Linked DNA regions of Mus musculus: region 1 is linked to region 2. A link is a loop called in an ENCODE intact Hi-C map of the cell type or tissue named here. Cell type or tissue: left cerebral cortex. All regions are shown on one strand.

What was found. Peaks named below come from ENCODE experiments on the same cell type or tissue, not always from the same donor. Only the 100,000 strongest peaks of a DNase experiment are listed, where the experiment ranks them.
Region 1: it touches region 2 in a loop (2.9-fold over the local background); 1 of 42 quality-filtered maps calls a loop at or near these places.

The regions. Positions count from the first base shown.
Region 1 is chr11:95,822,513-95,827,512 of GRCm38, reverse strand. It overlaps Phospho1 (phosphatase, orphan 1), which reads right to left and starts at 3,013. Exons shown (of 3, transcript NM_153104.3): 1 at 2,804-3,013. It overlaps Gm38958 (predicted gene, 38958), which reads left to right and starts at 3,102. Exons shown (of 1, transcript NR_164195.1): 1 at 3,102-3,558. In left cerebral cortex, no CTCF peak of the experiment used is centred here; DNase peaks (open chromatin) are centred at 2,448 and 3,112; H3K4me3 peaks cover 1,758 bases; H3K27ac peaks cover 1,311 bases.
Region 2 is chr11:96,072,898-96,077,897 of GRCm38, reverse strand. Atp5g1 (ATP synthase, H+ transporting, mitochondrial F0 complex, subunit C1 (subunit 9)) reads left to right here and starts at 2,267. Exons shown (of 5, transcript NM_001161419.1): 1 at 2,267-2,341; 2 at 2,865-2,911; 3 at 3,859-3,936; 4 at 4,197-4,375; 5 at 4,680-5,000. The coding sequence starts at 2,873. The coding sequence ends at 4,794. In left cerebral cortex, CTCF peaks have their summits at 2,056 and 4,373; DNase peaks (open chromatin) are centred at 2,018, 2,995, 3,309 and 3,703; H3K4me3 peaks cover 2,825 bases; H3K27ac peaks cover 2,051 bases.

The sequences.
Region 1 (5,000 bases), 250 kb after region 2:
TAGAGACAGGAAGTAGCTCTCAGTGTTCTCTATCCCCTCAAAGAACCTATAGCTAGTAACTGGAAAGAGGTTAAAGCTCACTAGCAAAAACTAGCAGTGCTCTGGGAGACAACATTATTGAGATAGTGAGAGAGAAAGGGGCAGGGATGGTAGACGAGGGAACCGCATGCAAGGGACATTGGGGAAACTGTCACCATTGGAATCCCGGCTGATATAACCTTTGTCCCAAGACAAGAGTTAGAGGTGATAGGTCAGAGGGTGCCACACCCATTGTAAAAGCAATCACAAAGAGAGGAACTAAGTGTCAGGCAGGGAGGGAAGCAAGGGTCAGATACAAAGATACAAACCAAACGGGTCACCAGCAGCCACACAGAACAACCTTCTCTTCTCTTCCTGCTTCACTCCCCTCGTCCCACAGTCAGGACCAACCCCAGGGCTTTGCAGATACTATACAGCATGCCCTTAACCCATTATCTTTGTATTTAATTTTGAGACAGGGTCGACCAACCTGGACAGCCTCCTGAGTTCAGAGATTCCAGGCATGTAATAAAAATACTCTTGATAAGATTAATTTTCATCTCTTGGAGGGGGTTAACTACTTGCCTGTCTTCCTTTGAAAGAATTATACCAGTCCCAATGCTGACAGCTGACAGGCTCTCACTACCTAACCTTGGCTGGCTTGCAATTCTCTCTGTAGACTAGGCTGGCTTTGAACTTAGATCCTCCTGCCTTTGCCTCCTAAACACTGGGATTAAAGTCCAGCGCCTCCACTCTGGTAATCTTGTCTTTTTCTCTGCAGAGCAGAAGGCCAGGTATTCCGGGTTTCTTCCCAAAAATTGACACAGCCTCACAGACACTTGGTCCTTGCCCCATTCACCCCTAGTTATTTTCTGGCTTCATAGCATAGACCAGTTGGCAGCTGGTGATGCAGGAGATAGGGGCAGAGAATCTGAGTTTGAGGCCACCCTGAACTACATGAAAATTCCTGTTTCAAAACAACTGCCATTAAAAAAAAAAGTCACTCACTTCTGACAGGTGATAAGCGATAAGTCCTGGGCAGTGCAGGGCATTGCCTTTAATCACAGCAGAGGCAGAGGCAGAGGCAGAGGCAGAGGCAGAGGCAGAGGCAGAGAGGCAGAGAGGCAGAGAGGCAGAGAGGCAGAGAGGCAGAGGCAGAGGCAGAGGCAGAGAGGCAGAGGCAGAGAGGCAGAGGCAGAGAGGCAGAGGCAGAAGCAGAGAGGCAGAGGCAGAGGCAGAGGCAGAGGCAGAGGCAGAAGCAGAGAGGCAGAGGCAGAGGCAGAGGCAGAGGCAGAGGCAGAGGCAGAGGCAGAGGCAGAGGCAGAGGCAGAGGCAGAGGCAGAGGCAGAGAGGCAGAGGCAGAAGCAGAGAGGCAGAGGCAGAGAGGCAGAGAGGCAGAGAGGCAGAGAGGCAGAGAGGCAGAGAGGCAGAGGCAGAGGCAGAGGCAGAGGCAGAGGCAGAGGCAGAGGCAGAGGCAGAGGCAGAGAGGCAGAGGCAGAGGCAGGTGAAACTAAGTTAGAGGTCAGCTTGGTCTACAGAGTGAGTTCCAGGACAGCCGGTACTACACAGAGAAACCCTGTCTAGAAAAACAAAGCAACAAAAAATTCTGTGTGACCACCAGAGTCCCCGTGGAGAACAGGACAGGACCTTTGAGTTTCTCCCACATGCTAGAGCAGCCAGGAGGCAAACTTTTGGGGGCTGAGGGAAGTCCTTTTCTAGTCTCATCTAAGATCAATGTTTGCAGCCCTGATTCCCTATCACAGCCCCTGCCTGCTCCTTTGATACAAATACTTTTAGGTTAGATCTGTGGGAAGTCGGGGTAGGGGTGTGTGTGTGTGTGTGTGTGTGTGTGCACTAACTTAAGTCTAAGCTTGAAATTCTCCTAATGGGGGAGAGGGTAGAGCCCATAGGAAAGTTTGGGGAGTTTTCCACAAGAAACATGCAGACTGAGAGTGGGGGTGAGCACTTAAAAACTGTCAAGCCCTCTCTGCTTCAAGAATAAGTATGCCCATCACTAGAAATTAGATCTGACAATTAAGCTAGGATTCCTGCCCCCAACACTCGCAACTTCACAAACTCCTTTCTTGTTCATTAACCCGTAATGGGCAAGGGAGGGGGTGCAGAGAGGTCCAGCTTACATCACACAGCATCAGAAATAGGATTAAAACTCAGGGATCTCTACTGCCTCTTGAAGAAATTACCTGAACTCCGGAGGCTCTGTATGTTCCCTGTCCTAGCTAGTCTGCGCCCCGGTGCCAGTGAGGAATCTGGGACTAGGCGTCACCTCTGGGGTCCCCTGCCTGGGGTGGACAAGCAGAGGTGATTCTTACTGGGTAGGGGCAGGGAGATGGCAGCTGCCGGTGGGGTAGCAGGAGAGATATTTTTAGAGGTGACTGGAAAGCAGGCACTCTGGCACACCCCCAGCTGGCGGGCGCTTCGCTCTAATGCGGGCGGGGGGTGCGTAGCTCGGGGAGAAGGAAGGACTTGTGGGTGGCGGGGAGCTATGACAGTCCCCGGAGATGAAGGGACACTGGGTACCATTAACCTGGGAAAGGAGGGGGTTCAGTTCTCTGCCCCTGGGACTACCCCACCACCAAGCACATGAAACACACTCAAACTACACACAGCCCCCACCCCAACATTTAGATCGCGGTCCTCCCGGAGCCCAAGACTCATGCGGGGCAGCAGCGGTCACGCTGTCTGTCCCAGCTGAGTTTGGAGTGGAAGTAGTGGGAAGGGGGCTACTTAAGGGATTTAGGGACAGGATGGAGCAAGGGGTGCTTACGGGATTTGGGGGGTACGCGGTCTTATCCACCCCCGGATTTCTGAGCTCCGGCTCACGAATCCCTCCAGCCCCGAGGGACTGTGGATGATGTGCTTCTGCTCCGTCCCTTCCACCTGCCCCCCATCCTCGGGGCCGCCGCCGCGTCCCCTTTAAATGCCGGGGAGCCAGAGCCCGAGCCGCGGCGGGCGCTGCGGCAGCCGCAGCACCCGGGCCCACCGCAGTCCCCGCACGTCACAAGCGCCCAGCCAATCACCGTGGCGCCGGCGCACATCAAAGGGGCGGGCTGCCCGGGAGCCACGCCTCCGGGCTGTCCCGGAGGCCGCGCGAGCGGCCGTGAGACTGGGCGGGCGGGACGGGTGGAGCGTGGCGCGTCCCGTCCGAGGAGCGTGGGTGCGGGGCACCCTCTGCGTGCGCGTGGGCACGTGCGTGAGTCAGTGTCACACTGCCCGCCTCCTGCTGGGCTCGGCGCCAGGACTCTGCAGGCAGCCCTTCCACCGCCCGGCTTCCCTCCTTGTCGCGGGACAGCCGGGTGACCGGCCCGCCAAGCAGCCCTCCCTCCATGTGCTCCGAGCTCGCCCTCTGCCCTTCCGGGAGGAGTCGCGGCATCCTGCCGAGTCCTCGGAACCCTGTCCCCAAATTACCGGGTACTCGGGCTTGCCGATGGAAAAGCTCTCCCAATCCAGCACCGCCTAAACTCGGAGTTGGAGAACCGACACTTGAGCACTGTGGTGCAAATAAAACCCGCTTTCTCCCAAGTTCCCGCTCTTCCTCTCTGGCGAGCTTTCCCTTCCTTCCCACCCCTCAGAACACTAGATTACGATTAAAAGAGAGGAGGTGAAACCTGCACTTTCTGAACCGGTGCGACGAACCCAGGAGAAAAGACTTGTCCAAGAGTTCGAACACAAGGACACCTCACTTCAGTCACAGAACAGGATCTGTGGGTGAGGAGGTGCACCCTGGCCTGGGTCTACCTTCAACTCTCCTATCATCCTCTAGCTTTGAATACCAGAGCTCCGTGCTTCCACCAGCAGAAGGCAGATTGGCAGAAAAGTTGCCGATACGATGGACCACCCGCCCAAATCTTTGAGGGCGACGTCTCCATTGCCCCTGCTCCCTCTCTAACACGCCAGCGCCCCTTCACCTCTTTCCTGAAGTCCAAGGGCTACCGGTGTTTATTCTACCTAGCTCTACCTAGCGGTGCTCAGGCCCTGGGCCTTTTATCTTGAGTCGGGGTGGGAGGGTGGGTCTCTTATAATTTGTTGCTACCTATTCTAGGCCCGACCCTGAGCTCCTAAATCTCCTGCTTCCATGTCCAATTTGATGGATTAAAGGCCCGAGTCCCCACACCCTGCAATCCCTCCTCTTAAAGAAGCAGTTTCATCTCCACACCCTTCTCAAAGACAGGCTCACACAGCCTTCATCATCTGTGTTGTATCTGTTCTCGGCCCTCCAATGCCCCCCAGACCCCCCCCCCCTTTGAGACAGTTTCCTGTCGCCCAGGCTAGTAATGGGCCTTGCTGTATAGTCCAGAATGACGGTCTACTCCCGAGTTCCTGCCTCTACCTTCTGAGCGCTGGGATTAAAGGCATGTGTGCCACTATGCCCTTTCTTAAACCAGCCCTAGGTGTACTTGAGGGGAGTGGGTAGATGGCTGGAAAGATTTGAATGTCTGGATCCATGCTCCCATCCTTGTTCTCCTTCCAAAATGATGCCACTGAGGCTCTGAAGAAATCGAACTGGGAAGAGCTAACCCAGCTTGCTTGGGCTATCCAGTTGATGAACCGTAGCGTTGGAGTTCCAACCCAGTTTGCTTACCCATGACCTCATACTGCGCCTCTCCCTTGTCACTTTTACTCTTTTTTAAGTAAATTGAGGGCAGAGACCATGTTTGCCTTTGTTGTTGTCTTCCAAAAGGGCAGGGTTTCTCTGTGGAGCTCTGGCTGTCTAAGACCTCGCTCTGTAGATGAGGCTGGCTTTGAACTCCGAAATCAGCCTGCCTCTGCCTCCCCAGTTTTGAAGTTAAAGAATTGGGCCACCACCACCCGATCGATCCATGTCTGTTTTACTCAACACTGTGACCCAGACCCCAGGATTTAATCTGGACACTGACACCTCTAGGCCTTAGATGTTTGTTTTTTGCTGGCTCTGGTGGTGGCACTCACCTTTAATCTCAGCACTTGGGAGGCAGAGGTAAGTG
Region 2 (5,000 bases):
TTAGGGCTGAAGAGATGGCTCATCAGTTAAGAGCACTGCCTGTTCTTCCATAGGACTTGACTTTGAGATTCAGCACCTACAAGGTGACGCACAAATATCTCTTACTCCAGTACCATGGAAGTTAATGCCCTCTTTTGGCCTCTGAGGGCATCAGGCACATTTGTGGGATACATTCAGGCAAAAAACCTATATACCTTTAAATTTATGGTTTTTTAAAAAAGATTTATTTATTTATTTGTTTGTTTGTTTGTTTATTATATGTGTGTACACTGTAGCTGTCTTCAGACACTCCAGAAGAGGGCATCAAATTTTTGTTATGGATGGTTGTGAGCCACCATGTGCTTGCTGGGATTTGAACTCAGGACCTTTGAAAGAGCAGTCGGCGCTCTTAACCGCTGAGCCATCTCACCAGCCCTAAATTTATGTTTACATATAAATATTTATGTTTATATATAAATATATATTGTTTATTTAAGCATTTACTATCAGAGTGACATTTAGTTTTCTCATTTAGTAAGCTCTGCACAGAGCATGGTGGCAAACACCTTTAACCCTAACAATTGGGAGACTGGGAGATCTCTTTGAGTTCCAGGACAGTCAGGGCTTCAAAGAGGGACCCTGTCTCAAAAAAGCAGAAGCAACGACACAGGTCTTTAATGTTCATTCTTTTTGTTTGTTTGTGTTTTGTTTTTTGAGACAGGGTTTCTCTGTGTAGCCCCTGGCTGTCCTGGAATTCACTTTGTAGACCAGCCTGGCCTTGAACTCAGAAATCCACCTACCTCTGCCTCCCAAGTGCTGGGACTACAGGCGTGTGCCACCACTGCCCGGCATTCATTCTGTTTTTATCAGAACCTTTGCAGGACATTATTTATTTAGTGCAGGTTCCTAGAAGTGTTAATACTGACTCAAGGAGGGTGGAGCATTTAAAGGTCCTCAGTTACTCAAGAATTACTGGGTCAAAGAGGATGGCTCATTCATAGCATTTCAAATAAAAAGTATTGCCAAACTGCTTTCCAGGAAGGTTTTCTAATTCACTAGTGAATGGTTACTGCAGTCCTGTTTTTCTGTCCCTACCCTTTGTGCTTGTGTGCATACACATGTGGTTTTGTTTGTTTCTTTGTTGTTGCTGGTTTTTTGAGACAGGGTTTCCTCTATATAGCCCTGGCTGTCCTGGAACTCACTTTGTAGACCAGGCTGGTCTCGAACTCAGAAATCTGCCTGCATCTGCCTCCCAAGTGCTGGGATTAAAGGTGTGCGCCACCACTGGCCGGCATTGTTTTGTCGTTTTAAGCCAGGTTTTGCTACTTACTCCAGACTGGCCTGGAGCAAGTGCTCCGTCTTCCTGCCTTAGCCTTCCGATGTCTGAAATTACAAGCATGCACCACCTGAATTCTTTGCACGCTTCATCCTACCAATTATTATTTTCGTTTTAGAGTTCTCCCCACTCCCAATACAATTGTCTAGCCCTACCTTGTTTTTTTTACCTAAACTCAAGAAGCTTAGTCTGGCCTTGAACTCCTGACTTTCCTGTCTCCTAAGCACCTGCCAAGTGCTAAAATTTCGGGTACGAAATAGCAAGCCTGGTTTTAATTGTATTTTGTTGAGTTTTTTTTTTCCACCATTCAACTTGTGAGTCCATGTTGACTGACTACTGACAGACCCACAAGAGCACGCTCACTACTTAGAAGTTTTCCAGCCTGCCTTAATACTTGGACGAAAATGGGGGTTTTTACAAATCACGATGGTGGAAGGTACTGTAAAGGCGTCGGCTCTCCTTGCCAGGAAGCAACATCTCGCGGGATGTCGGTGGTCCTTGAGTCCTTGGACAGGACTACAAGGCCCAACATGCAATGCGCCCCAAGGTCCAAGCGGCCGAATGAAGGCCTGGAGCCCTTATCACGTGTCAGCTTGCGTCAAGCGGCCGGTTGTCACTCCCACGCTTTTTTCTTCCGCTTGCACCTTGGTCGCCATTTTGTGTTGAAGGTTGTAGAACCTCTGAGTCTCGTCGACTCTATGGTCAAGCATTTCGGGATTCGACCAATCGTAACCCCGAACTCGGAAAAAGAACCCGCCTTTATCCGCAAGGAGGCGGGAATTGCCACGAAGCTCCTGTGGAGAGAGAGGAAGAAGCTGAAGAAGACCAATAAGAAGGATGGAGTTGATGACGCCAGCCAATTGGAACGTGGAGAGATAACGACCAATGGGAGTGAAGGGACTCCGAACACGTGGGTGGGGGAGCTGAGCGCTCAGACCAAGGGCTAAAGCTGGGAGGTGAGTCAGTCACCTTGAGCAGGGAGTGTGCTGTGGGCCGAGCAGGGGCTGCAGGGGAGTGGGAGTGCAGGTGACTTGGGGCTGGGAGACAGGGGTCCGCAAGGCCGTGGGTTGTGCCACGTGGAGCACCATTTGCCTCCAGGGATAGGGAAGGAGGACTAGAGTCTTTAAGCCTTATCAATTAATGTTAATTACCAACGGTAATGAGCGATAAACGGCCGCTGGGGAGAGTAGGGGACAGCAGTGTAACTTGGGCAGGATCCTGCACGACGTCTGCCAGTTTCTGCCTCCGGTCTTCCCGGGAGACCATTCCTTTTCGCAACATTTCCCTCTTGGGGCCTGAGCCACCTCCTTTTATTTCCGATCTCGGTTGCTGTCCTTCTGCAGACCCGCTGCGCAGAGAGTGGTTGACCCCGGAATCTGCTCTGTCCTTCTGACCTCTAATGCCCTCCTTAGCTGGGGTATAGGAAGAGGGTTGGGGGGAACGATTGGAGGTGGATGGGGACAACAGGAGGTTGCCAGTATAAGCAGACACCCGGGCTTTCATAGGAATTACGGTTTTTTTTTTTTTTCTTTTCTCCCCCTTCTTGCAGATTGAAAAATGCAGACCACCAAGGCACTGCTCATTTCTCCAGCTCTGGTAAGCGGAAGCTCCGGGTTTCCCTATAGTGCCGGGTATGGTATGGGAGCAATCATGTTTAATGAATGGACTAAGAGGGGCTGGCGTTCCGTGATGATGATGATGGCTATTGGCGGAGGGTATAGGAGCTGTTGCAGGTAACCTATGTTTATTCAGGCCTGTAAACCAAGCCGTCGTGGCTTTCTGAGCGTCCTCAGATAAGCTAGAGCTGACCTTTTATTACAGTCCTGGGTTGGCTGTAGCCAGACAGCCGGAAAACAGTTTTTCTCAACCTCGGCTGCGTGTTCAGTTCATCTGGAAAGCCTAATGCTTCTACTGCCCAGACTGCTCCTCAGACCAATTGCATCAGACTGAGAATGAAGGTGGAACCCCTAAGCAATTTTGGTAGAATGCCCCAGGTGATGCCAATGTTCTGCCAAGCCTGAGAGTCATTGTACTGAATAATGTGTCAAGCAATCCGTGTCACTGGGAGCTTTCCTAAGATGGCTGTTCTGGGAGTCAAACCAGGCTTCCTGGCCCGCTGCCTGAAGGATATATGTTGCTGTGAATGCATCTTAGTAAATCTCTCCCCTTGATTGCCTTTTGTTACCTCAACAACTGACTGGATGTTTGGGTCTTACTCTATTCTGGGAAACTGATTAGGTCTGTGCCCTTGGAAATGGACTTTGGTATCCGGTTTGGTTTGGGTTTGGTTCTGAGGATTGACCCCCGGGTCTTGTGAGTGCTCCCCAGCCTAGTGCATTATATCAAATGGTGATTGCTGCCACCCTGGGCTCCCACAGACTATCAGCATAGCTGTCTCCGATGTAGACGGACCTGAGAAAATAAGTTAATTGACCTTGAAATTGATTGGACTGATTGTGACAAACTCCTGTCACTTAGGTTGGGTTTGGGGTTTTGGTTTGTTTTTGTCTGATTTGGAGCAATATATCTTTCTGACTTTACAGATTCGCTCCTGTACCAGGGGTCTAATCAGGCCTGTGTCTGCCTCCCTCCTGAGCAGACCAGAGGCCCCATCTAAGCAGGTAAGGAAGTCAGGCCCCTCAGGATATCCCTCCAGTCAGCTGAGGTGCTTTTAGGAGAATTAAAGGATCTACGACACCCTTGCAATTCCAAGTCTCAAATGACAGTCAGAGATGTGACTAGCCCTGTGTGCTGACATTGTCCCTGCACACAGAGCACTCTGCCCTTTGAGGCTGGGTGCCAGCTGCTTCTTAGCTCAGGTGGATGGGGTGAGCATGGCGGCTCCTCACTCCCCCTGACTGCCTCCCTCCCTTCCTTCCAGCCTTCCTGCAGCAGCTCCCCTCTCCAGGTGGCCCGACGGGAATTCCAGACCAGTGTCATTTCCCGGGACATCGACACAGCAGCCAAGTTCATTGGTGCTGGGGCCGCCACAGTTGGTGTGGCTGGATCAGGAGCTGGCATTGGCACAGTGTTTGGTAGCTTGATTATTGGCTATGCCAGGTAAGTTCGGGGCTGCCTGTGTTGTTGCTCCACTCCACTTGGGGCAGAGTCTTAGCAAGTGGGAGTCTCCAAGTTGATGTTCTTTAACCTCCTGTCTCTCCAGTGACCTAAGTCAGAATTGAAGCATGCCACATGTGAACTTGCCGAGTTGCTAGTCTCCTTTCCTGCCCAAGTTCCCAGGGTAGCTGTAGGCTAGCCCCTTTCCTGCCCAAGTTCCCAGGGTAGATGTAGGCTAGCCCCTTTTGAAATAGTAGCACACTCCCCTCCCCTGACCTGGACCCTCACCCTTTTCTGTCTCTGGCAGGAACCCATCTCTCAAGCAGCAGCTCTTCTCCTATGCCATTCTGGGGTTTGCCCTGTCTGAGGCCATGGGACTCTTCTGTTTGATGGTCGCCTTCCTCATCCTCTTCGCCATGTGAGGCTCCCTGGGGTCACCCAGCCGTCCCTGCTGCTTTGACTCCATGCCAGTCCTGGTGCTGGAGTCTACTGAGCTTTACCATTAAACAACAACAACAACAACAACAACGTTTCTCTAAACCATGTGCCTGTGCCTGTCTTTCTACCCCGGGGGTAGGCGGCGTCTTTGGAATGGTGAGAAGTGACACTTGGGTCAGCCTTGGTGATA